Regions from separate parts of the Homo sapiens genome. Here regions 1 and 2 are each linked to region 3. A link is a loop called in an ENCODE intact Hi-C map of the cell type or tissue named here. Cell type or tissue: PC-9. All regions are shown on one strand. Links, peaks and the distances in the headings refer to the core of each region. The heading gives the core; the rest is flanking DNA. Region 1 has its middle 65 kb from the start of PTHLH. Region 2 has its middle 25 kb from the start of CCDC91. Region 3 holds the start of LOC105369709 (a long non-coding RNA gene).

Evidence for each region. A loop is a pair of places that touch in the nucleus more often than their neighbours do. Peaks named below come from ENCODE experiments on the same cell type or tissue, not always from the same donor. Only the 100,000 strongest peaks of a DNase experiment are listed, where the experiment ranks them.
Region 1: a loop joins it to region 3, with 2.4 times the contacts of the local background. A loop is called at or near these places in 4 of 110 quality-filtered maps.
Region 2: a loop joins it to region 3, with 2.4 times the contacts of the local background. A loop is called at or near these places in 2 of 110 quality-filtered maps.

Annotation. Positions count from the first base shown.
Region 1 is chr12:27,903,725-27,912,322 of GRCh38, reverse strand. No RefSeq gene overlaps it. Among named protein-coding and RNA genes, the nearest start is that of PTHLH, 65 kb to the left of the region's middle. RefSeq lists enhancers at 5,375-6,173, 6,174-6,971. In PC-9, for the core only: no CTCF peak of the experiment used is centred there; a DNase peak (open chromatin) is centred at 4,372; H3K27ac peaks cover 1,619 bases.
Region 2 is chr12:28,161,190-28,169,787 of GRCh38, reverse strand. It overlaps the pseudogene IFT57P1. Among named protein-coding and RNA genes, the nearest start is that of CCDC91, 25 kb to the left of the region's middle. In PC-9, for the core only: no CTCF peak of the experiment used is centred there; no DNase peak of the experiment used is centred there.
Region 3 is chr12:27,817,624-27,826,221 of GRCh38, reverse strand. It overlaps LOC105369709 (a long non-coding RNA gene), which reads left to right and starts at 2,116. Exons shown (of 3, transcript XR_931459.3): 1 at 2,116-2,234; 2 at 5,309-5,434. RefSeq lists enhancers at 1,342-1,451, 3,746-3,905, 3,926-3,995, 3,445-4,644. In PC-9, for the core only: CTCF peaks have their summits at 4,660 and 4,860; DNase peaks (open chromatin) are centred at 3,671, 3,841 and 4,831; H3K4me3 peaks cover 1,940 bases; H3K27ac peaks cover 3,762 bases.

The sequences.
Region 1 (8,598 bases), core at 238-8,237, 86 kb before region 3:
TACAACACTAGATATTTTCTAGATCTTGCAAAGATTAAAATAAACACTTCTTCCCCAACTAATGAAGTTGTTAATATGGATATATTCAATTCTCAGAAATGTCTTATCAAAACATATTATTCTAAAAATATGCCTTTGTGCCTTTAATTTTAAAAGTGGGCTATTGGTTCATACACAGGTCCTTTCATAAACCTAAGGTTTCCAACAGTGAAAAAAAAATCTGTTATTGGTCCTGGAGTATTTGCTATAATGTATTTTCTTTTTCGCTTCATGACAATTAAATTCATATCATGACTGACACATCTTGCTATTTGGCCTTTCCAATCATTGACGCTCCTTCTTTAAGGGGATTACTTAACTATCTTTGTAAATGATTATTTTTATTTTTTTCTGAATATAACTTGAGGAATTTTTCTCAGAATATCTAAGTCAAATTCCATCTCTGTCTCCTAGAATTGAATAACTATGTTAATCACATGATTGAACATCAAAAGGCTAAATAAATGACATAGTCTCTTGGTGCAAGAAGCACTATATGGCACGAAGAAATGACAGGTATAATCTAAAGATGGATTTTCCCTCATGCAAAAAACAGCCTAAAAGTTTGAAGGAACGTTATAAATCATCTAATATCATTCTTATCTAATGAAGGAATCTTGTATATAGTATGACTGACAATTGATAAATACTTTGATTCATCCATGTATCCAACCATTCACTCACTGAACAAATATTGGTCATCTACTGTGTGTGAAACATCATGCTAATTGCTGGAGTAAGATAATGATGCGTAAAAACAGACAAGGTCCATTTCTTTCTGGAGATTATAGTCTAGAGGTGGAGGGAGAGACAAAATGTAAAACTGTGACATGCACTATAAGGAAAGGTATCCAGGGCTATGAAAATGGGAAGGATTGACTCAGTCAAGGAGGTTGAAGAGGGCTTCTCTGAGAAAACAGTGCTAGAGATGAGATCTGAAAGAAGAGCAAAAATTGACTATGATGAAGAGGGAAGGAAAACATGTTCCAAGAATAGGAAACTACATGTGCAAAGGCCCTGTGGCAAGTGTTTTTAAAAAGGAAAAGATGGCCGGGTGCGGTGGCTCACGGCTGTAATCCCAGCACTTTGGGAGGCCGCAGGCAGATCACGAGGTCAGGAGATCAGACCATCCTGGCTAACACGGTGAAAACCCGTCTCTACTAAAAATATAAAAAATTAGCCGGGCGTGGTGGCGGGTGCTTGTAGTCCCAGCTACTCGGGAGGCTGGGGCAGGAGAATGGCGTAAACCCGGGAGGCGGAGCTTGCAGTGAGCCGAGATCACGTCACTGCACTCCAGCCTGGGCGACAGAGCGAGACTCCGTCTCAAAAGAAAAACAAAAAAGGAAAAGATAACTGTGATTGGTGTAGAAAAGGCAAGGCGATGAGGCACGACTGAAACATCCCATGCTGTGTTAAGGCAGTGAAGAAACACCTAGGAAGCTTAAGAAGGGATGTGGTGTTACCAGATTTCCAATAGAAAATTCACTCCAGCTACTGTGTAGAGAACAGAGGGGTAGAGTAAAACTAGCTAGGAGTTACATAAGGGTCCAGGAAGAAGGTGATGATACTTTGAACTAAGGTAATGATGGCAACCATGGAGAAGAAGTGAACAGAAGTAAAAGGTGGGTGTGTGGGAGGTAAAATTGACAGGGCTTCCTGAGGGACTGGATATAGCGCCTGGCTAATTTTGTATTTTTATTAGAGACGGGGTTTCTCCATGATGGTCTGACTGGTCGCAAACTCCTGACCTCAGGTGATCTGCCCGCCTTGGCCTCCCAAAGTGCTGGGATTACAGGTGTGAGCCACTGCGCCCAGCAAGGCAATGTATCTTTACTTTAGTTAATGGTGGTGTTAGCAGAGGTGGTGATGGTATTAATAGTGGTAGGACAGCAGTTTTGTTATATCCTGTCTCTTCATTCTCCTCTAGAAAATATCTTCCCTGGCTGGGCACGGTGGCTCATGCCTGTAATCCCAGCACTTTGGGAGGCCTTGGCGGGTGGATCACTTGAGGCCAGGAGTTCCAGACCAGCCTGGTCAACATGGCAAAACCTCATCTCTACTAAAAATACAAAAATTAGGTGGGATGATGGGGCACACCTGTAATCCTAGTTACTCAGGAGGCTGAGGCACAAGAATCACTTGAACCCAGGAGGCGGAGTTTGCAGTGAGCTGAGATCGCACCACTGTTACTCCAGCCTGGGCAACAGAGTGAGACTCCATCGCAAAAAAAAAGTTAAAAGAAAGAAGATATCTTCCTGTTATCCTTAGCCTCCCTAGAACAACTACCCTACCTCTCCTGCTATTCTCACCCAGGCCCAAACATGTAAGTATATTAATATTATCTCTTTCCAACTCTCAGATCCTATTCACACCACTACCATCCAACTACAACTACAGTGGAGCGTGCTCTTGCCAAGCTGCTCTTCCTAGTTTTCAATCCACTGGACACTTTACATCTCTTACTCGGCTACATTTGATATCCCAAATGCCATCTTCTTAAAATGGTTTTCCCCTTGGATTCTTTCCCTGTCTCCTTCTCTGATTCCTCCCGCTCTATCTTCCCTTTATATTGGCATTCCCCAACATTTATCCCTAGACCAATTTTCTTCTCACTCTACACACTAACCCTGGGCAATATTACCCTCTCTTATCTTCCTATATGCTCTTGATATCCAAATATAATAGATAGCTCCAGTTCTGATCACTCCCCAGAATTAATCTGTCTACTATCAATGAGCAAGTGGACAAAACACGGGAACATTTCAAAACATCACTTTTTCCTCCCCCAGCTCCAACATGCATGCACATGCACACACACACACACACACACACACACACACACACGATTCTTTTCTTATATTCTCTCTGGGTGAGTGGAGCCAATTGTAGTCATTTTCTCAATAAATATCTATTGAAAGTTAACAAGTGCTTGCACATATCTAGCCAATGATGAAAGCCAGAAACGTCAGAATCCCAATTCCTCTCTCCTCTTATTCCTCAGATCTAATGGTTCGTCAAGTCCTATACATTCTATCCCAGAAACACATTTCCGACAACTGATCTCTTTCTCTCCACCCGCTTCTGCTACTGAATTAGCTCAGAGTCTCACTGCATCGCAACCATCTCCTAAACTATTTCCTGGTCGTCAGTCTCTTCCACTCCAGTCCCTGTTCCATGTGGCCACCAGAATAAGCATGAGAGTATAATTTAATCACATTACTTCCTTATAGAAAAACCTCCACTGACTCTCTTGCTTGCCAGATTCCATAATATTGCTTTAAAAAGTGATTTACAATTGAAATGCAAATGTGATCTAATTTTGTTTTACTCCCCTACTCTGAAAGCCTGAATTGCTCTTCATCATTTCCTGGCATATGCTATACCTGGTCAATTTTCTACACAATTCATGCAATGGACTGAGCGTTTGTGTTCCCCACAAAATTCATATGTTGAAATCCTGAACCCAAGGGGACTGTATTAGGAGGTGGGGCGTTTGGTAGGTAATTAGGTCATGAGGATGGAGCTCTAAGAAATGGGAATACTCCTTATAAAAGGGACTCCAAAGAGCTCTCTCACCCACTTCTGCCATGTGAGTTCACAGCAAGAAGACGGCTTTCTATGAGCCAGGAAGGGGGCTCTTGCCAAACTCTGAATCTGCCAGTGCCTTGAACTTGGACCTCCCAGACTCCAGAACTGTGAGAAATCAATGCATGTGCTTAGGCCACCCAGTTCATGGTATGGTTTTAGTAGCCTGAACTGACTAAGATGATTCACATTATAAACCCTAACTCCAGGATTACCTTCTCTGGTAAGCGTTTACCAATTCTTCAGGTAAACAAGCCTCTGGTTTTTTTTTTTTTTTCCATTGTCCCGGAATTTTTTTCTTTTTTTTTCAAACTCATATCTTAGCACTTAACAAGATTTATTATAATTATTTATTTATATTTTAGTCTGTCACACTAGATTATGATCTCCTTGCATATCGGGGTCTTGTTTATTTATCTTTATACTTTCACTGCCTAGCACAGGACATGGCATATTGCAGGCAATCAATAAACATTTGCTAATTAAACAAAACAAGGAGTTAAAAAGTAAGTGCATGGAAGAGAAAATGTCATGCCCAAGGCACAGAAAAGCATGTTGTTCTTTGTGTATGTCTAGCAGCACAGTATGACTGGTGCTTATAATAGTTGAGAAAGGATGTAAGAGAAGAGTTTGGAAAAGTAGGTTAGGGTCATATTGTGAAATGTATATCAGGCTGAACTTATATTTTATCTCATAGGTGATTAAGAGGCTATGAGGAATCAGCCTGTAATTTTTAGTTTGAAATTCTTATGGTATGATTTTTATGGGCTTATAGTTTGAAATTCCAGCTGTATGATTTCTATCAGTTAGACTTTGGTAGCTGACAACAGAAATCACTCTAACTAAGAAGAAAGGAATTTATGCTACAATACCAGGTATGTGGTTCACAAAAACATTGGAAGGCTTGGAAGAGCAGACTACGCAGAGGATCTAGGAGAACCTCTCAGTCTCCAGAATCACAAGACGCCCCTTGGTAAACAATGTTGCCCCCACCTGTGCCGAAAGTTGCCAAGTAAGGAAGCTTCTGCCATAGTCTGCACCAATAAAAATGGGTGCCTTGCTTAACTCAGTTCTGAATTCATGTTTCATACAACTACATCTGATTGATGGAACCTAAGTTACATTTGAAAACCTAGCTGTAAGAGGATCTAGGAAATGTAATTTGTGGCTGCCAGACTCTACAATACTAGAATGAGGTTGGAATGGATGATGAGTGAGGCAATCTGCTGTATCAACCACAGTTCTTATGTTTCTAAGTACGTATTTTATTTGGGGTCAATGAGAGCTCTTTACTTCCTATACTGCAGATGGTGTATTAGTTATTTACTGCTGCAATAATGCCAGGTAACAAACCCAGATATCTTAGTGGCTTGTAGCAAAAGACATCTGTGTTCTTACTCTCAGGTCTGCAGGTCAGCTGGGTGGCTCTGACTCAGGCTGCAGTTGGGCTCTATCTAGTCTGTCCCACATGTCTTCACTGTGAGGCCTAGGCTGAAGGCGGAATAGCACAGAGAGTGTGCTTTTCTCATGACAGATCCCAAGAGTGCAAAAGAAAAAGCTACACTTCATGAAAAACATGAGAAGCTCCCTATTATAAAAGCAGCAAAATATCTTGCAGATTCATTCCTGAATGCTAGAGAAGTAAAACAGTGCCCCCCACCCAATATAGAAGAGGGGAACTAGCAAACACAAATTGTCTTCACAATCAGACCAACCCTTTGAGACTAGAATGTAGCAAACTAAAATGAGATGTAGACTGAGTCACAGCCTTTGAATCTTGTGAGAAAAGAAGCTAGGAGAGGATCAGGAGCATGTTCTTTGAATAATTTCATGCTTCTTGCATCATCCTTGTTTATTTCCCTCTTGTCCTCTCCATTTATTCATATAATAAACAAGTATTAACCATCTAGTATGTACCAGATGGTGGGCTGAATGCCTAGGAGTCAACAATAAGAAAGACAGTGAAATGCCTTTGCAAACATTATAAAAGTGAAAGAGATCTGATCTGGCCCACCCGAACTCTTGCCTTTAGCTTTCAAGCTGCCTTAATCATTCCTGGGCTTAGGCTGAGCTAACTTAGTTTATAGTTTAAATGATATTGGGCCTTCCCCAATACTCAATTGTCTTTGTAAAGCTAATGAAAGGCCATTAGCCTGGGGAAAGAGAGGGATCTGAGTTCTGCTAAGATGTAGACATAAATTGCCAGACATTCCTGCAGATAATACCAGTATTGTAGGTTGGCCTTTGAAATATCTTTTCAGGATTTTTACATGTCTGACACTACCTGGACCTGCCAATCCTGCTCTTGTGACCTCACCCAGAAGTGACTCAGCACAAGAGGACATCTTTGACCCCCTATGAGTTCATCTCCTTCCCAAGAAATCAGCAGCAAGCCTACCCACCCCCACCTTTTCCCGCAAACGGACTTTCAAAAACCTCTAACCTACAAGCTTTGGAGGAGATGATTTGAGTACTAACTCCATCTCCCACATGGAATGGTTAGCTTCGTGTCTATTAACTCTTTCTTTACTGCAATGCTGTGGTCTTTATTTGTGCAGCAGGCAGGAAGAACCCCTTGGGTGGTTACAATAGACATAGATCCCTGGAGTATAGAAGCCAATATAGATAAGTAACTAGGTATTAATAATTAAAATAGTGTGGTGTAAGCCAAAAATAAAATTATAGGCCCCCCAAACAACTGGATGGACCCCTCATCTTGGCCAAGGGGATCCCAAAGAAACCTGAAAAACTAGTTCAACCTGAAAAACTAGTTCAAGCCACGATGGGAAAGGAGGTATTGGACATGCCTCATTATAGCTTTTACCTTTGGGGTTGAGGCAAAACTGATCAGCATTAACACCAAACTAAAAATCATAAGAACGACAAAACAGACTCTTTGTGGCAATAAGATACCCAGCTCCAACCTGACTTTGGAATGGCATTGCATGACAGATAACAGGCCCTCAAGGAAATCAGAGTATGTTACCCCCAAATATATTTGTTTGACATACTTTGAAATGCCCTGCAAAACTGTCTCTTGTAGGGGAATTTGCATTCTGTAGACTCTTCTTCCCCTTCTATGTATTTTCCGCATCCAGTAGATATTTAACTAAGAGTCTGACCCCTTTTAAGGTATGAAAAGAGACATTTACTTACCATCTGTTCTCTCTGAAGCCTGCTACTTAGAGGCTTCATCTACATAACAAGAGCCTTGGCTTCTGCAGCTCCCCTTAACTCAAGCATTTCTTTCTGCTGATGTCAACTCTTCAGGCAAAACTTAACTCTTTCAACCAACTGCTCATCAGAAAATCTTTAAATCACCTATGACCCGGAAGCTACCACACCCATCCTGCGAGATGTCATGCCCTCCGTGCCAAACCAATGTATACCTTACATGTACTGATTTATGTCTTTGCCTGTAACTTCTGTCTCCCTGAAATGTAGAAAACTAAGCTGTAACCCAACCACCTCAGGCACATGTTCTCAAGACCTCTTGGGACTGTGCCCTGGGCCATGGTCACTCATATTTGGCTCAGAATAAACCTCTTTAAATATTTTACAAAGTTTGGCTTTTTGATCAGCAGTGGTAAGTGCCATGGAATGGAAAGGAACAAGTTTATGAAAGAAGCACCCCATCCAGACTGAAAAGATGAGTGATAACTAACCAGAAAAAGAAAGAATACTTCAGGTAGCAGGAAAGCTGTGTGTGAAACCCAGGGGCATGGAAAGAGAAGAAAGCCTGGTGTTTGAGACACTCTCTGAGCCCCCCATAGATGGAGTGGAGAATGTGAGTGTGAAGACTGACATGCAAGCCAGGGCCAGCTCACAAAAGGCCTAGTAAGGGTTTAAGAGCAAAGAGCTAGAAAGTTTTCACTTTGCTCCTTAATATTTAGGCAGATATTTTTGAAAGAGAAGATTTCATAGGGCATGATTAGGAGCTTTGAGTGGGAACAGTAGTGGTGGCAGTGTCAGTCAGAGAGGCCCAGAAGGAGGGAGTGAAGCTGATGAGGTGAGCCAAGTTGGGGGTGTCTGTCCTTCTGGTGCCTTCAAGCAGATGTCCTCAAAGGAATCAAAGTGAGGCGTGCCCTCTCCTCCCCTCAATTGGGAGGTATATCAAAATCACCCTGTGGATTTTGAAACCACCTTTGCAAAAGTTATAACTGAGGAAATTATGACAGTGAAAGAGATCAGACCTAACCAACTCTATCTTGCTTCTAACCTTTAAGCTGTCCTTATTCATTCCTGGGCATAGGCCAAACTAACTTTGGGAAGAAATTCAGTTCATGGTTTGACTCTGAAACAAAATTGATAATAGCCCTTTCCCAAAAAGATACCTGACTTGCCTGGGACCAGTCTGTCTTTGCAGGACTAACAAGTTAGCTACAAAGATTAGAAATTATGGTTTAGAGGTCACGCAGCCACTGGCTCCAAGAGTCTGAACCTCTCCAAATTGCTCCTGGGGATAACATCACTATTGTAAAATCTAAGATCAGTGCTTGAGATATTTTGCAGACCCTGCACTGGATGGACCAGCTGACACCACCCAGACTGGTAATCTGGCTCAACAAGTTCTGCCATCCCACTTAGGAACAGAAGACAGCAAGAAAAACTCACTTCGACCCCCTGTGATTCCATCTCCAACCTGACCAATCAGCACTCCCCACTTCCCAAGCCCCTACCTGCCAAATTATCCTTAAAAACGCCAACCCCAAATGCTCAGAGAGACTGATTTTGAGTAATAATAAAACTCCCATCTCCCACACAGCCAGCTCTGCATGAGTTACTCTTTTTCCACTGCAATTCCCCTGTCTTGGTAAATCAGCTCTGTCTAGGCAGCAGGCAAAGTGAACCCATGGGGCAGTTACAAATTTTACAAACACATCACAGTAGTTTTACCACCCCTTCCTGTCTCCCTTTTCCCCCAGCCATCCATACCTATGAACAAGCCACTTTCTCAGGTGTATCAAGGTAGAA
Region 2 (8,598 bases), core at 214-8,213, 340 kb before region 3:
TACCCATTCAATAACTCTCCTTTCCCCCCATCCCACCAGCCCCTAGCAGCCATCATTCCACTGTCTGTCTTTATCAATATGACTACTCTACATTCTTCATGTAAGTGAAATTATATAGTATTTGTCTCTTTCTGACTGGCTTATTTCACCTAGCAGAATGTCCTCAAGGTTCATCCACATTTTAGTAAGTGTCAGATTTTCTTCCTTTTTTAAGGCTGAATAACATTCTGTTGTATGCATACACCACATTTTGTTTATCCATTCCTCCATCCATCAGTGACACTTGGGTTGTTTCCACCTTTTGGCTCTTGTGGATAATGCTGCTATGTACATGGGTGTGCAAGGATCTCTTCAAGACCGTGCTTTTAATTCTTTGGCGTATATACCCAGAAGTAGAATTGTTAGATCATGTGGTTATTCTTTTTTTTTTTTTTTGAGTCGGAGTCTTGCTCTGTCGCCCAGGCTGGAGTGCAGTGGTGCGTTCTCGGCTCACTGCAAGCTCCACCTCCCAGATTCACGCCATTCTCCTGCCTCAGCTTCCCAAGTAGCTGGGACTACAGGCGCCCGCCACCACGCCCGGCTAATTTTTTGTATTTTTTAGTGGAGACGGGGTTTCACCGTGTTAGCCAGGATGGTCTCGATCTCCTGACCTCGTGATCTGCCCACCTCGGCCTCCCAAAGTGCTGGGATTACAGGCGTGAGCCACTGCGCCTGGCCAGTTATTGTTTTTTAATTTTTTTGATGAATCACTATACTATTTTCCATAGTGACTGCACCATTTTATCTTTCCACCAACAGTGCTCATTTTATCGGCATCCTCACCAACACTTACTCTGTTTTTTTGATAGTAGCCATCCTAATGAGTGTGAAGTGGTATCTCCATGTAGTTTTGATTTGCATTAACCTAATGATTAGTGACATTGAACATCTTTTTATGGTCTTATTGGTCATTTGTATATCTTCTTTGGAGAAATATCTATCTATTCAGGACCCTGGCTCATTTTTAAATTGAGTTGGTTTTTTTTGTTGTTAAGTTGTAGTTCTTTACATATACTAGATACTAACCCCTTATCAGATATATGATTCACAAATATTTTTCTCCCATTCCATGGGTTGTCTTTTCACTCTGTTGAATGTGTCCTTTGATACACAAAGTTTTAAACTTTGATGTAGTCCAAATTTATCGTTTTTTTCTTTTTTTGCATGTGTTTTGGTATCATATCCAAGAAAGCATTGCCACCTCCAATATCATGAAGCGTCTCTGTTTCTGCTAAGAGTTTTATAGGTTTAGCTTTTACATTAGGTCTTTGACCCATTTTGAGTTAATTTTATATAAGATATAAGGTGTCTTAGTCCACTTAGTGTTGCTATAACAGAATACCTTACAATGTAAGGCAACGTAATTTACACAGAAAAGAGGATTATTTAACTCATAATTCTGGTATGCTAGCAAGTTCAAGATTGGGCAGCTGCATCTGGTGAGGGCCTCAGGCTGAAGAGAAGTGGGGCAAAGATATCACATAGCAAGAGAGTTAGCAAGAGAGAGAAACCAAGGAAGCCAGACCGTGTTTAACAACCTGCTCTCTCAGGAACCAATTCATTCCCATGAGCAGGAGGACTCACTCACTCCCTCAGGAAGGCATTAATCCATTCATGAGGGATTAGTCCCCATGACCCAAACATCTCCCACTAGGCCTCACTTCCCACCACTGCTATGTTGGGGATTAAATTTCAAAATGAGTTCTGGTGGGGACAAATCACATCCAAACCATAACATAGGGTAAGTTTCCAACTTCATTCTTTTGCATGTGGATATCCAGTTTTTGCAACATCTTTTGTTGAAAGGACTGTTCTTTCCCATTTAATGGTTTTGACACCCTTGTTGAAAATCATTTGACCATATATCCAAGAGTTTATTTCTGGGCTCTCTATTCTGTTCCATTGGTCTATTTATCTGTCTTTATGCCAATACCACAGTTTTAATTCATTTAGCTTTGTAACAAGTTTTGAAATCAGGAAGTGTGAGAGGTTCAACTTGCTTCGTTTTTCAAGATTTTTTTGGCTATTTGTGTTCCCTTAAGAGTCTATATAAATTTTTTCTTTTTATTTATTTATTTATTTATTTATTTATTTATGTTTTTGAGACAGGGTCTCGCTCTGTCACCCAGGCTGGAGTGCGCTGGCATAATCATGGTTCACTGCAACCTTGAACTCCTGGGCTTGAGAGATCTATATGAATTTTAAGGTGAATTTTTCTTACTCAGCATAAGACAAGAAATTGTTGGGATTTTGATAAAGACTATGTTAGACCTGTAGATGGTTTTGGATAGTATTGGCATTTTAGCACGATTAAGTCTTTCAATCACCAATATATCTTTAAGGCTAAGAACAATGGCCATTTTTTTTCTAATTTAAAACACTAGAAAGACACCATAAACATTTTATGCTATTGTTGAGGGAGTGAAAATTTGAATGGTGCTGTTTATTAAAAAATTGAAACAACCAGTGTAATTGACTAGTTTGGTGAAAATTAATCTGAAGGCCCTTGATACCTTCATAATACCTAATCTTCAACATCCAAGAATGTAATGTGTCTTTCCATTTATTCAAAACTTGTCTCTCTAAGAAAAGTTTTATTGATTACTTCATGCACTTTCTATGGATTTGTTAAGTTTGATCATGATATAAATAGGTATGCACACACATATGTATGTGCATATATATTACTATTGTAAATTTTCCCCGCCACATTTCATAACTGGACTTTGTTTTTGTTGGCATGAAGAAAAATTCATAAGTTTCTACTGATTTTAATTCATTTGGGTTTTATAGAGTAAAAGAAAATCACATCTGACAATAATGAATATTTTGTTCTCCTATCCTGTAATTACACCCTGATGTTCGTGGACTAAAGTTTACAGAAATACGTCAGCAAATAATAATGGTATTAGCATGCATCATGTACTATTTCTGACTTTTGCTGGAATGCCTGTAATGTTTTATCATTAAACATGATAGAACCTAATGATATATTATCATATTTTTAAATATCTATTTTTAGTTTATTATGGGTTTTATTTTTTGATTAAGGATCGGATATTGAATTTTATCAAATACATTTTCTATATTATATCAATCAGTAATCATCCAGGAAAACAGAAGTTACTCCATGTAATTAAGATACAAAGTTTATTATAATAATTATGAGCTTATTCAACTGTTGGAAGACCTGAAAAAACAAAGATCAGGAAGTTCAAAACTCAAGAGCTCAGCCTGAAACACCATGGCAGGTAGTTGTCAAGGACTCTCATGACAGCCACTGTGAATCTCATATTTGCTCATGTTAGTTTCCAACTGCCTCCAGAGAAGTGGTTTCTCCTCTTGTGTCCTATAAATCTCTCTCTTTTTGAAATTATTTACTTATTTATTTATTTTTAAATTGTATTTTTATTTTCACATCTTTAGAGACAAGGTCTCACTTTGTTGCCCAGCCTGGAGTGCAGTGATGTGATATAGCTCACTGTAATCTAAAACTCCTGGGCTCAAGTGATCCTCCTGCCTCAACTTCCTGAGTTGCTATGACTGCAGGCACACACCACCAGGCATGGAATTTTTTTTTTTTTTTTAGAGACAGGGTCTCCCTATGTTGCCCAGGGTAGTCTCGAACTCCTAGTCTCTAGTGATCCTTCTGCCTTGGCCTCCCGAGTAGCTGTAGTGTAGCACTCACACTACAGGTGCACGCCACAGTGCCTAGCTATTTATTTATTTACAGAGACAAGGTCTTGCTATGTTGCTCAGGCTAGTCTCAAACTCCTGGACTCAAGGGATCCTTTCACCTTGGCCTCTCAAGTGTTGGGATTACAGATGTGAGCTACCATGCCCATCTACCCTATAAATCTCCTCAATCCTTCTTTTTTTAAAAAAATGTAATTATTTTATTAAGCATTATATTCAATGTAAAGGCTTTAACCACCATAATCACCATGATAGAATATGTGTGTATGTATAAAAAATACCCATTGAACATGCCTTAAGAGGTATAATTATGTTTTTAAATCTATGCAACATGAGATGTAATTTGAAATAAAGAACGACTAATCAGAAGCATGAAAAAACCCTGTTTTAATATGAATCTATTGCTGATTCTGGAATAATGGTCACGTGTATGTCCTTAGTCACACTGGGTTTCTCCAGTTTTGATTAGAGTAATGTGTGTTCCACAACACCAATTCTAATGTCCATCTGAACAGTTTCTTGCTTCAGTTTTGTTAAGCTCTGTTTAATCTTAACCAAAGAATCACCACCTCTTAACCAAAGAATCACCATCAGTCATGCTGCTGCACTTTTCTTCCATTTCTAGTTTTACATGTTCTGTCTTCTGTAGCCTCAGACAGAAGTCTGGTCCTTTCAATTACTCCACCACTTCCTTGCTGGCTCCTTACATCACTCAGCTGGGTTTGAGCTGCAGGATATTCTTGAACCCTGTGCTCAAGCTGATGGTTGATGTACTTTTCACAGTGGCTGATCTTTTCCAAAGTCTTACTAATTTCTTTTAAAAATTTATTTATGTATTTATTTTACAGGCAAGGTCTTGCTGTTGCCCAGGCAGTAGTGCAGTGGTGCAATCATACCTCACTGCAGCCTCAAACTCCTGGGCTCAAACAGTCCACCCACCTTAGCTTCCCAAGTAGCTAGGACTGCAGGCATGAGTCACTCCAGTTAACTATTAACTTCATTATGGAGTTTGTCAAAAAATCGCTTGCTCTCTTTTAGAGAAGATTCAATTCCACTTTTGTGCTGGTACATTTGGTCAACATGGATTCTCTGATCCATTGCACCTTTCTGCAGTATTTGGCTGCAGAAAGAAGCACTTGCTTCTTATTGGCAAATTCTAACGAGGAGTGGTAGCCCTTGACTTCTGCTCTGCAAATGTCAGGAGACCATAAAAAAAGAACAAAAGTCATGCCCAGCTAGATTGTTGTTTGCATATGATGGCAACAGAAAGACATTCTCTTATATGTATGGCTCAGAAAGTATACCACCCAAATATTCATTTTTTTTCTTAAACTCATGTTCATTGAATATTTTAACATCTAGGAGTTATCAATGTAGTTATACCTTATGTAAAATGTGATTATTCCTAAAGAAAATTGGGCTATAGATACAATTGTTAATTAGAGGGTTAAGGGAACCAAGGAAGAGGAATATGGGTGTACATATTATGGATAAAAACCCAAATATCCTTAATGAAAAATGTATCAAGAGGTGTCCCAGCCCAATGAGAGATGCATCAAAATAAACAATAAAAGAAAGGAGAAATGATAGTAAAAAAGGAATTGGGAAGAGTACCAAAGGTAGTTCAACAGTGAGTTCAATTTAAATAACAGAAATCCTGATGCAAACTTAATGCCACTGTCAACAAATTTTGAGATGTATATTTTCAAATATTGAAGATAAACATTAATAGAATTTAAAACAATATAGCAACATAAGGATTTAAAATTTTACAATAGTCATATGAAATTGAATATGAGGGAATTTGGTTTTATATTTTGTATTATATTTATTTATTTATTTATTTATTTTTATTTTTTCAGGCACAGTCTCACTCTCTTACCCAATCTGGAGTGCAGTGGTGTGATCTCGGCTCACTGCAACCTCTGCCTCATGGGTTCAAGCAATTCTCCTGCCTCAGCCTCCCAAGTAGCTGGGATTACAGGTACGTGCCACCACACCCAGCTAATTTTCATACTGTCAGCAGAGACGAGGTTTCACCATGTTGGCCAGGCTGGTCTTGAACTCCTGACCTCAAGTGATCTGCCTGCCTCGGCCTCCCAAAGTGCTGTGATTACAGGCATGAGCCACTGTGCCTGGCCATCTTTCATATTTTTTAAACACTGTTGGTAACAGATAAATCTATATAATCATTTTGTAAGGTAATTCGATAACACATTGCAGATTTTTTCTAAGTGCACAACCAAGTGTTTCTACAATTAAAACTTTTTTAAAGAAATAAGCAGATAACATGCAAAGATTTATATATAAGAATGCTCTTTACATTCTTGCTTATGATGGCAAAAATATAGATCTATCATCTTTGTTCTCATCCCTTTGTCTCGCCACCCTTTTTCTTCTGAAAACTAATTTTATTTTCTGCAATGTTGCTTCTTTTCTTATGAAGACTTTTTAAAAAACCCATTGCATTTTTAGTTTATTAAATCTTCCCTTTTCTCATTCAACCACTTTTAAATGTTGTCCTTTTTTAAAAGATTACTTTCCATTGTCTCAGTTTATAGACTTGCCTCTGATCTTTCCTGTTATTTCTTTCCTTTCCTTTTTTTTTTTTTTTTTTTTTTTGGAGACAGAGTTTCTTTCTTTCTTGTTGCTCAGGCTGGAGTGCAGTGGTGCAATCTCGGCTCACTACAACCTCCGCCTCCTGGGTTCAAGTGATTCTTCTGCCTCAGTCTCTTGAATAGCTGGGATTACAGGTGCCCACCACCACGCCTGACTAATTTTTTGTATTTTTAGTAGAGATGGGTTTTCATCATGTTGGCCAGGCTGGTCTCGAACTTCAGACCTCAGGTGAACCACCAGCCTCGGCCTCCCAAAGTGCAGGGATTACAGGCGTGAGCCACTGTGCCTGGCCTCCTCTGTTATTTCATAAGAGCAGGTTCTCTTGACTTTTTCCTCAACGTGGCTCCATTTGCCCTAAAACTATTAGGAATCTCTTGAGTGTTGTGACAGGTCAATGGTACCCTTCCATAGTTTCTAGTACCAATTCTGGGGTTAAACCATTCTTGAATTTCAATAGGAAGATGTTAATTGAGGTTTTAGACAGCTGTGTTCATGCTGCCATCCTAACCAGGAAATGCTCTTTGGATTGTGCTATATATAGTATTGATAGCAGTGTGATGATTATAGCAGCAGTGTGATGACTATAGCAGCAATGTGAATAACAGACAAGAGGGATGTCCAGATCTAAGACAGAGGACCTATTTATGGGGATATAAAAAATATTCTAGGAGAAAAAAAGAAAATGAGGGTACAAACTAAACCTACTTCATCAAAATGGAGAACAGAGGGTAAATTTGAAAATTATTTAATTGGTATTAATTACAAACATGGTGGTTTATTCATGTGGGGATTGAGGGAAAAATGACATAAAGAGAATTTTTCACAAATATCTACCTTGGATGACTGGGCTAAGGATAGATTGCTAATTGAGACAGGAAATAGTTGATGAAAATCAGAATTCTGACATTTGGACAATAATTTCAGTTGGAACTTACAGAGTTTGAGTTATTTAAAAGAAAGTAGGTGGAAATGCCAACTAAACAATTCAAAATATAAAAATGAATCTTAAGTTTGGAGATGGAGATACGGATTTGAGCATTTTCGATGGACTGTAGTTAAAACCAGAAAGAAGGGAGGAGAATAGGCTGAGGGTGGAACCCAGAACACCAATATTTAAGAAGTGGTTAGAAGAAAATCTAGCGATGGGGGCTGAGAAGCAACAGTTTAATAATTAGAATTAGGCTCTGAGAGTGCGGCATCACGAAAGCCAAATTAGGAGAAAGTTTCAAAAGGAAAGAATAGCCAAAGCATCAAAGGGACTAGAGCCATCACAGGAGGGGATTGAAGAGTGGCCATAGGAGATGGTGATTCTGTCATTAGCAATCTCAGAGCTGGATCACTGGACTGTCAGATGGAATCTGTTGGAATGTTGTAGTGGCTTTAGGAGTTAGAAAAAGCTGACGAAGCTTGGCTGAAAAAGGAAAGGAAGACATGTCTTTCAATTACCTATGAAATATTTCCTTGCCTTTTTTTTCAACTTTATGTACATCTTTATTAAAGTAAAAATTCAGAAAAGTGTGCAAATCCCAAATGTGCAAGTCAGCGAATGCTCACAAAGCAAATACACTCACGTACACTCCTGTAACCCACACACAGTCAAGAAACACACTGCCAGATTCTCAAAAGCCTCTTTTGTGGTCCCTCCTTTCACTACCCATCCCCCATTTCTACCAAGCATAACCATTAACTTGACTTTTAACACCGTAAGTCAACTTGTTGTCTCTGTACTTCTCCGTCTTTTGAAATAAAACTTACCTAATGTAATTTAATATTTTTTCAACAAGTTAAGATCATTATTATGAATATTAATTACAGGATGAGGCAGTAGTAGGATTATTGGTCTTGTATTCCTAGATCCTGGCAGAGGACCTGAAGCATAATGGATGCTGCCAAATTAGTTGAGTGAAGGAATGGATCTTCATAATCCATTCCCATGCTATTAATCTTACTATTTCCCAGTGTTTTTATTTTTTATTTTTTTAATTATTATTATTATTATTTTTGAGACGGAGTCTCCATCTGTCGCCCAGGTTGGAGTGCAGTGGCGCGATCTCCGCTCACTGCAAGCTCCGCCTCCCGGGTTCACGCCATTCTCCTGCCTCAGTCCCCGAGTAGCTGGGACTACAGGCGCCCGCCACCACGCCCGGCTAATTTTTTGTATGTTTTAGTAGAAACGGGGTTTCACCGTGTTAACCAGGATGGTCTCGATCTCCTGACCCCATGATCTGCCCGCCTCGGCCTCCC
Region 3 (8,598 bases), core at 306-8,305:
ATCAAGGAGCTTCTGAGTTTGCCCAACTGGATTTCAGACCTGCTAGTGATCGTTGTGTGCTTCCCACTCTGCCCATCTTTGGGCAGGAATATCAATAGTGGTTATCCAATGTCTAGCTAAGCCTGTATGTTGAGTGTGGGGGACAAATAACTTGTCTTTGCAGCCCACAGGTGTATGGATAGAAAGAAATGGTACTCAAGGAACTGTCCATATGGAATTACACCTGACAAGCCTCATCTGCACCCAGGCCTGAATATATGACAATAATCTAGACCTCAGGTTTATGCTCTAATGGGATGAGACTTTTGGGGAACTTATGAGGAGTTAAGAGTATTTTGCCTATGGAAGGGATATAAATCATAAGAACCCAAAAGATGGACTGTGATCACCAACCTCCAAGGTGGCACCTATAATTTACACCCTCAGATAGTCTTCTTCTATCTTGTACCAGAATTGGTCTACGTGACCAAAAGAATAGAGTGGAAGTCGTGTTCTATCACTGTGGCTTCTGTCTTGTCCTCACTCTTGGGTCACTCATTCTGGAGGAAGCCAACTGCCATGTCATGAGCAGCTCTATGAAAAGGCCCACAGGGTGGAAAACTGAAGCCCCCAGCCAACAGCCACGTGCATGAGCTCAGGGGTGGACTCACCAGCCCAGCCAAGTTTTCAGACGACGGCAGCCCCAGCCTACATCTTGACTGAACCCACACAAGCAACAGAGCCAAAATCACCCAGTGAAGTTGCGCCTGGATTCCTGACCCTCAGAAAGTATATGAATAATAAATATCTGTTTATTAAACTGATAAGTTTTGGGGTAATTTGTTACATAGAAATAGATAACAAATACAGATAACTAATACGGAAAAATGTTAAAGTGTGGCATTAATATGGTTAAAAACAACAAATGTCTATGTGGTTAAAAGTACATATATTTATTATCTTAAGATGATTTTTAATAACAGACCTGGAGTGTGATAATTAAGACTTGTTTGCCGCATGTCACACTATATATGATATACAGAAAATGTTTTCAAGAGTCAAGGTGTCATCCCTGGAGAAAGGAACACAAACCTATAACCTATTAGTGGTCAGGGAGGTAAATCTTTTGCTTTTCACAGCATGCCAAGAATGTCTTTTGAGTGATCTCCTTTTGATACATGTTTGGTGCCAGAACAGCTCTGTAACTGGGGGAAATGCTAGAGGTTATTGTTTTGCATGCTCCCACCTGGGAGTAAGGCGGGGAGTGGATTTTAATCCACTTCAAAGAGCCTAAAAAGGCATAGGATTCAGTGAAAACTGAGATGGGCCTTCGAGTGACCATAGCTCAACTCCTGGATCCCCAACTTAGGAAAGAGTTTTCAAGCCCAGTACAACAGCCAGGGTGGAGACCGGGACGGCAGAGACAGAGGGCTGGAAGAACCTAAAAAGAGTGAATTCTGTGAACCAAAGTTTCCACGATATTGAGGATAACTGAGGCATCTTCCTCGCCTCTGACTGTGACAAAACAAGCTGGAACTGACTGGAACTAAATAAAGCGACAGGAAAGGGAGGACGTTCTTGTCAGCAATCCTCCGTTTCAGCGGGTTGTTTTGACTACAGAGTGAGTAGCACTCATCATACCGAGAATTGACAAGAACTAATCTTCTTCATGGTCAAAATACATCTCCTTGGCTTCTTGTATTTCAGAAATCGTCGTCTCCTGCCTCATTCTGACCACATTAGAACCTGGGGTCGTTGGACCACATTTTTTTTTTTTTTTTGACCCTACCCAGCAGCAGTTTAGATGTCTTTTTCATTACTCTCTTTTTCTTTTCAATGTTACTTTAGTGCCAGTGCAGGGAGCCAGATGGAAACTAAAGCCCTCTGTTTATGACTGAACAGGTACACCACAAACAGCAGTGCAAATGTTCCACCCCACTGCCTCCCACACACCCAGACTGCCCCAAGCCCCACCTGGAAGGACCAGCTTCTAGCAGGGGGATGATGGTTCCATTTCTATGCTTATTGAACCTGGTAATATTTGCTTAAGAACATTTGAATAGAGGCCCCTCAGAAAATTCACATTTCCATATTTACTGGGGGATTTTTGTTTATTACAAATGAGGTTAAGAAACCATTCTGTATACTTGCTAAGTGAAAAGAAGCAGGCTACTAAAGAACATGCCAGTAATCTTAATTTAATAAGCATTTTTTTAGCATTGACTATACCTCAGGACCTGTGCCGGGCACATAAGGTGAGTATAGATGAGGCTATGCGAGGAGTGTTATAATCCCCATCTTTCAGTTGAGAGAAGGAGGAGCAAAGAGGTAAAATAACTAGCCTAATAGAAGATGATTACTTCTGGGAAGTAGGGGAGGGGTGCAGCGGGCAGCAGCTTGTACCTTTTTATACTGTTAGAATTTATCATAAGCATATATTATTTTGATGCATTTGACAAGATGTGACAAGGAAATAATTGCATCTTTTTAAGAAAATCATTTGCTTAAAGTCACAGAGCTAGTAAGTGACCCAGTCAAACTCCAGAACCTGGTTTATGGGGCTCCCCAGTGTAGGAGCTTCCTCACTCTGCTATGACCTTATTGTTGGAAAATGGATTTTATAACCATTGGCCAACACGTGCATAGCAGTTACCTCTGTGAGGCAGTCTAGGGACACTATGGTAGCAGAGTGACTACATAAACTATCCTTCAAACTGGGACACTCTTGAGAGCGAAAGGGGGCACTACTTGGACTGAGACTGTCCTAGGAGCACTAGGATGTATAGCCTGATTGTGAGTGACTGTTTTCATTATGCCATGTACAGACAGTCCCCAACTTAGGATGGTTCGACTTATGATTTTTCATCTTTACAATGGTATGAAAGCCATACACATTCAGTAGAAACCCTATTTCAAGTGCTGTATTTTGATCTTTTCCAAGTTTAGTGATATGTGGTACCACACTCTCTCACGATGCTGGGCAGGCGCAGTGAGCCACAGCTCCCAGTCAGCCACACGACCACGAAGATCAAAAACTGAGTCTCTGCAGGGCACTGTGTTGCCAGCATTTTTTGGATACCATGTTTTGTGTTTTCACATGCCATCTTGTCCACAAAATGGCCATCTATGTCTCCTGCTTCTGGTACAGAATTTAATAAATTACATGAGATATTCCACACTTTATTATAAAATAGGCTTTGTGTTAGATGATTTTGCCCAACTGTAGGCTAATGTAAGTGTTCTGGGCATATTTAATGTAAGTGTTCCAGGCTAAGCTATGATGCTCAGTAGGTGAGGTGTGTTAAATGTATTTTTGATTTACAATATTTTCAACTTATGATGGGCTTATTGGGACGTAACCTTGTTGTAACTTGAAGAGCATCTGTATATCAAATATTCTGCCTTAAGCATGTATTATTTAATAAGTAGAGGGACAGTATTGTGTACCTTTAAAAAAAAAAGAAGAAACCAGTAATTCTAACTCTTGTGAGTCTGTATTCTTTTCATTCAAATCATAAAGCTAAATTCACATAAATCAAATTATTTACCACCATAGTCATATAGTGCTAACAGCCATAAATGTGGCAATCACTGTGATTGAAATGCTAATGTTTCATAAGAGTGGGTGGAAACCACTCTTTCAGTTACCCCTCACCAGGAGCAGGGGAGCAACCCTCAGTTCATGGCTTTCGCAGTACAGGTGGCAAACCCAGAGGTTATGTAACCCTCCCCAGAGGTTACCCTGCAAGTTAGTCAGCTTCCACTCCACCTATTGCCGACTTCCGCTGTTCCACCAAGCTGAAAGACAGTTTCCAGTTCTCTGCGGCTATTCATAACTTTCTCCAAAAAAATGAAAGCCAGCTTCGGAAGAACGTATGTGTTACCTTGGCCACATCGTGAACCAATACACAAACACCATTTACATCCAGGCAAGACTATCAGTAAATAATGTAACCTGACTCAAAACAGAACATGAACATTTCTCAGTAGGGGCAGCCTCGTCTGGACCAGTTCAGATGACTAAGGAACCTCAGGAAGTGGAACCATGAATCAGAAAGAGACCTCCTTTCCTCTGACTCAATGCTGAGCTCATGAGCCCAGGTGGTGTTGGAGGATACTGTGTTGCTGGAGGTGCTGAACGCCTCACAAATATACAGAAACTAAGGAAAAACTTATGACTTTTGCCTCTACTCCGTAAACCAGGCTCTGTGATCACATGGTATTAATTACTTTTCGTATATTATTTAATCTCATGATAGTATGTGTTCCAAGTTATCGCCCCATTTTAAAAGTAAAGAAACTGAGGCTCAGAGGGCTTCCCAAAGCCCCACAACCAAGTTTGTTCATTGCCAGTGCTTTTCCATTATATTACACTGCCTCTCAAGGGAAAGCAATAAGAATTTAAACAGTGTAGAACATTCTCTGAGCCTCCTCCTAGTCATCATTTTTACTATGGTCTTTGTCACTTCAATTTAGATAAGCTCTTATCAGTAGTAACAGACCTTTTAAATACTTATTTCATTTCTTCCATTCTATTCACAAACTTGAGAAAGTATTTACTACATAATTTTGAATATAGTTATAATAATTAGAGTATTAGCTATTTTTCTCCCACATACAGAGAGGTCTAACATGTATTAAGGAATTAAGAAGAGAGTGAAGAGTGTGCTTTTTCAGGAGTGCATTAACTCCAGCCTCAAAAGCAGTGCATGAGCAGCCCATGTGTCTCTGGGTGCACTGAACCCCCCAAAAGGAATGAGAGCCGCAGATGACCACACGTGGCCCCTGTGGTTAGGTAGGCTGAAATCTGGCGGACTCCTCAAACGCGGTTTGGAGCCTCTCAACTTAGACGCAATGCTTGCAATTTGGATTTTTACCACTAGGTGGATGGTAGTGCTTTGTATATTAATGGTTTTGCTGAATCCTAGTAAGCTTTCCCCAGCAACTGATAAACATTTACATTTATAAAGTAAGTTCCACCAGCTTTAATTAAAGACTATAAACTCCACTGAAAAACAAGACTTTACAACTCAAACAGGATGAGAGAACAATAAAATCGTGGTATAAAAATTTAGTTTGTAATACACAATCTCAATTATACTGTTTTGTAAAAATAACTGCTTTCTTTCTTTATAAAAAATTAGAATTAACAAATCTGATTTTGGATGAAGAGTGCTTTTTCATATTGCTATAATTCACTGCCTTTCTCCCTAAAATTCAGTTACTGCTGATAATTGCTAAACCTAATGCTGGTTTTACTTTTTCTATTTTTAAAAGGGAAATTTAACTTTTTTTCCTGTGTTCCTTTTGTTTTGTTTTGTTTTTCCAGTGGTCAGGAGAGTCTCAGGCTGCAAATGTGACTGAGGCGAGAAGCAGTGACAGCCTCTCATGCTGCAGCTATTCCATAACCTGCGCACTTCTGGAAAGATGGTACTTACAGTCCTTCCTCCAGCTGGTATGGCTATTGTGTGGTAAAAGACATGGGTGGTTCTTGATTTGTTCCACTTCCTGGTGACTATCTCCGTGCCTGTCCTTTTCCAATTGTGAACAATTTATTTCTCCAAGGAACACCTTTCTATTCTAATTCCTCGACCTTTGAATCCTAGAAGCAGCATAAAACTATAATAATAAATATAAGTAACACATTGTACTTAAACCCATCGCAGCACTAGGCATTTTATATATATTCACTCATTTTAAGCAACAGCACACCAAATATTTAAGATTATCTATAAAACATCCTAAATAGCTTCATACCTCCTTTTTTTTTTTTTTTTTTTTGAGACAGAGTCTCGCTCTGTCACCCAGGCTGGAGTGCAGTGGCACGATCTCGCCTCACCACAACCTCCGTCTCCCATGTTCAAGCAATTCTCCTGCCTCAGCCTCCCAAGTAGCTGATTACAGGTACGCGCCATCACACCCGGCTAATTTTTGTATTTTTAGTAGAGATGGGGTTTCACCATGTTGGCCAGGCTGGTCTCAAACTCCTGACCTCAAGTGATCTGCCCACTGACAGCAGCAGCACCGTCATCTCAGACAAACACCACCACTTTAAGTTCCAGCTCCCTTTCTAGCCTCATGCATTTCAAGGAAATCACTTCTCTTCTAACTATAAGCAGCCAGAAATAGCAGAGAGTAAAACACAGATAAGACAGCTCAGGCATAAAGGGAGGTGGGGGAAAAGTTCCTTGGGTAACTGCCAATCTTCACCCTCATGCAATGGGCCCCAGTAAAACAGTGGGCCTTAATAAGCACATTCCTTTCCCTTCAGGTGCGCTAAAATAGGGAAGCTAAAAGCAGACTCGGGGGTATGCCTGCAGCTGCAAAAAGATGCATGGGAACAGACACACAACTCTCCCTCTCAGATAAGCACAACAAAGAGTCACAGAAGCAGTCCAAGCCTCTGATAAACTCTCATACCCTAAATCCTTAACAACTTTTAGTGTATAAGAGAGTGTGGCTCTGACCTAACTCGGCCAGAAGTCCCTCTCAGATTTGTTTCCTAAAATAAACCTGTCCTTGTGAACTGGCAAGCCACCCTTCACGTTTCTCTCCTCTTTCTTTAATTCTTACACCCGCCTCAGCCTCCCAAAGTGCTGGGATTACAGGCATGAGCCACAGTGCCCGGCCATACCTCCTTTTTAAATGTTTTTTGCAAAGCATCTATTGAAGAATGCCATTTTTAAGCAGAGATAGTTCATATGTTCACACATATACATTAATATGAATAAATACATCATCACATATACATACTTCTCACCTCTTCTTGGTATATTATTTTCCCAGGTGGTTTGTGGCTCTCTGAATGGTAATCTTCCCTCTTAACGCTGCCTGTCATTCCTCCACTATACCTTGCTACTCAAGAGCATGGCTCTGTGACCAGCAGTAACTGCATTAACTAGGAGCTTGTTAGAAAAGAGGAACCATGGGCTCTCTCCTGACCGACTGAATGAAAATCTGCAGGTGACAAGATGCCCAGGTGAACTGCATTCAGTTACCATCTGAGATGTGCTGCCCTTCCCAACACATCTGATTGGGAAGATGATCACATCATTAAGGAGTTAGGCATTAGGAGCAACTGCAGTGGCAAGGCCAGAAAAAGTTGATAAGTAACACAGGAGTGCCAACCGAGCATTCCAAAAAGGGCCACTAATTAAATGTTCATAGTACACAAAAGAATTATACTTCTCCATGGTGAGTAGTAAGTAATTAAGGTAGGGCCATTCTTTTTTGATGTTGGGGGTAAATATCCTTGCCCTGATGCAAAGGAAAACCTAGCACTAATATCAGAAAACAAGAAGTATTTTCCTAAAATATTTGATCCTATGGACAAAATACTGCACGTTAGCAATCCACCTCTTTTCAAACATGCCTACTCAAAGTTAGTCAATTGTCTCCCCTTTTCAGGTTAATTCATAACCGTAAGAAACATGGCTGTGCTTTGGTCAAGGATAGGCTGAGGTAAACATCCTGAGTGACTCAGCGAGTTTACAGCACAGGCGTATAACTCCACTTGTTATCACAGCCATGTAGCCATGAGATGGGAAGGCCATTCCTTGGCCCTAAGCCGCTATTGTCTGTAAAAGGTATAATTGCCTTGTTGACACTGTGCAGGCATGCTGGCACCAGAGACAGTGTCAAAGCTGTTCGTCTTTGGAGATGGACAGAGGAGAGCCAGGACACAGCTTGGCTCACTTGTGCCCAGAGAGAGAGAGTTAAGCTGCTGACCCTGAAGGCAAGGGAGAGCCAGCTGCACAGCTGCATGTGGGAGCTGGACTAAGCAGCTGAGACAGGCAGACAGTGTGAGAAAGCGTTGATGAGAGCTGCTGCTGAATAAAACCATCTTTCACCTGCCTACGGCCCCCAGGTGTTCTTCCTGCTCATCCACTCACTCCCTCCAGACTGCAGCATGGGCTGGTACCTGACCCTGAACATAATTGGTGTAGTCGGGAACCTGACAATAACTAAATGAAGCAGGACATATTCATAAATGGTCACGTATCCAGAATAGCATGTGTTTCTGTGAAGGTCTTCCCCTCACACCCGATGCTTTCTTCTACAACTGTAAAAATGCTTCAGCAAACTCAGCAATGTTCTTTAATATTTGAGATAGTTAATTAAAATTGAGGAGTCCTGAAATGCCTAGTTAATTAAAATTGAGGAGTCCTGAAATGCCTTCTTTAGATGCCAAGAAGCAATGAGTGTTTTTAGCAACTGTTGAACTATGTGTTTGTGAAATTTAGACTCAGAGGAGGTGATTTGCAAGAGGTTACAGCTGCTGCCACCCTGGCTGCTGTTGCCCTGTCTCCCGGGTTGCTGCCAAGTTGGGGCTGGTGGTTTTGAACTTTAGGAGAGGGAGAGAATTCACTGGCAATAGGAGGATGAGAGAGGAGTGAAGTGCGTGGGAATTGCGTGGCCTCTCCTCTACACTATGGATAGTAATTTGGGGTTCTTGAATACCTATTCCAGATCGTGCCTTCCTGGAATCCCTGTTTGATGCTCTAGCTTAACATTTAAAAGCAAATGTAAGAAAGTTCATCACAGCCAAGCATGGTGGCTCATACCTATAATCCCACACTTTGGAAGGCTGAGGTGGGAGGATCACTTAAGGCCAGGAGT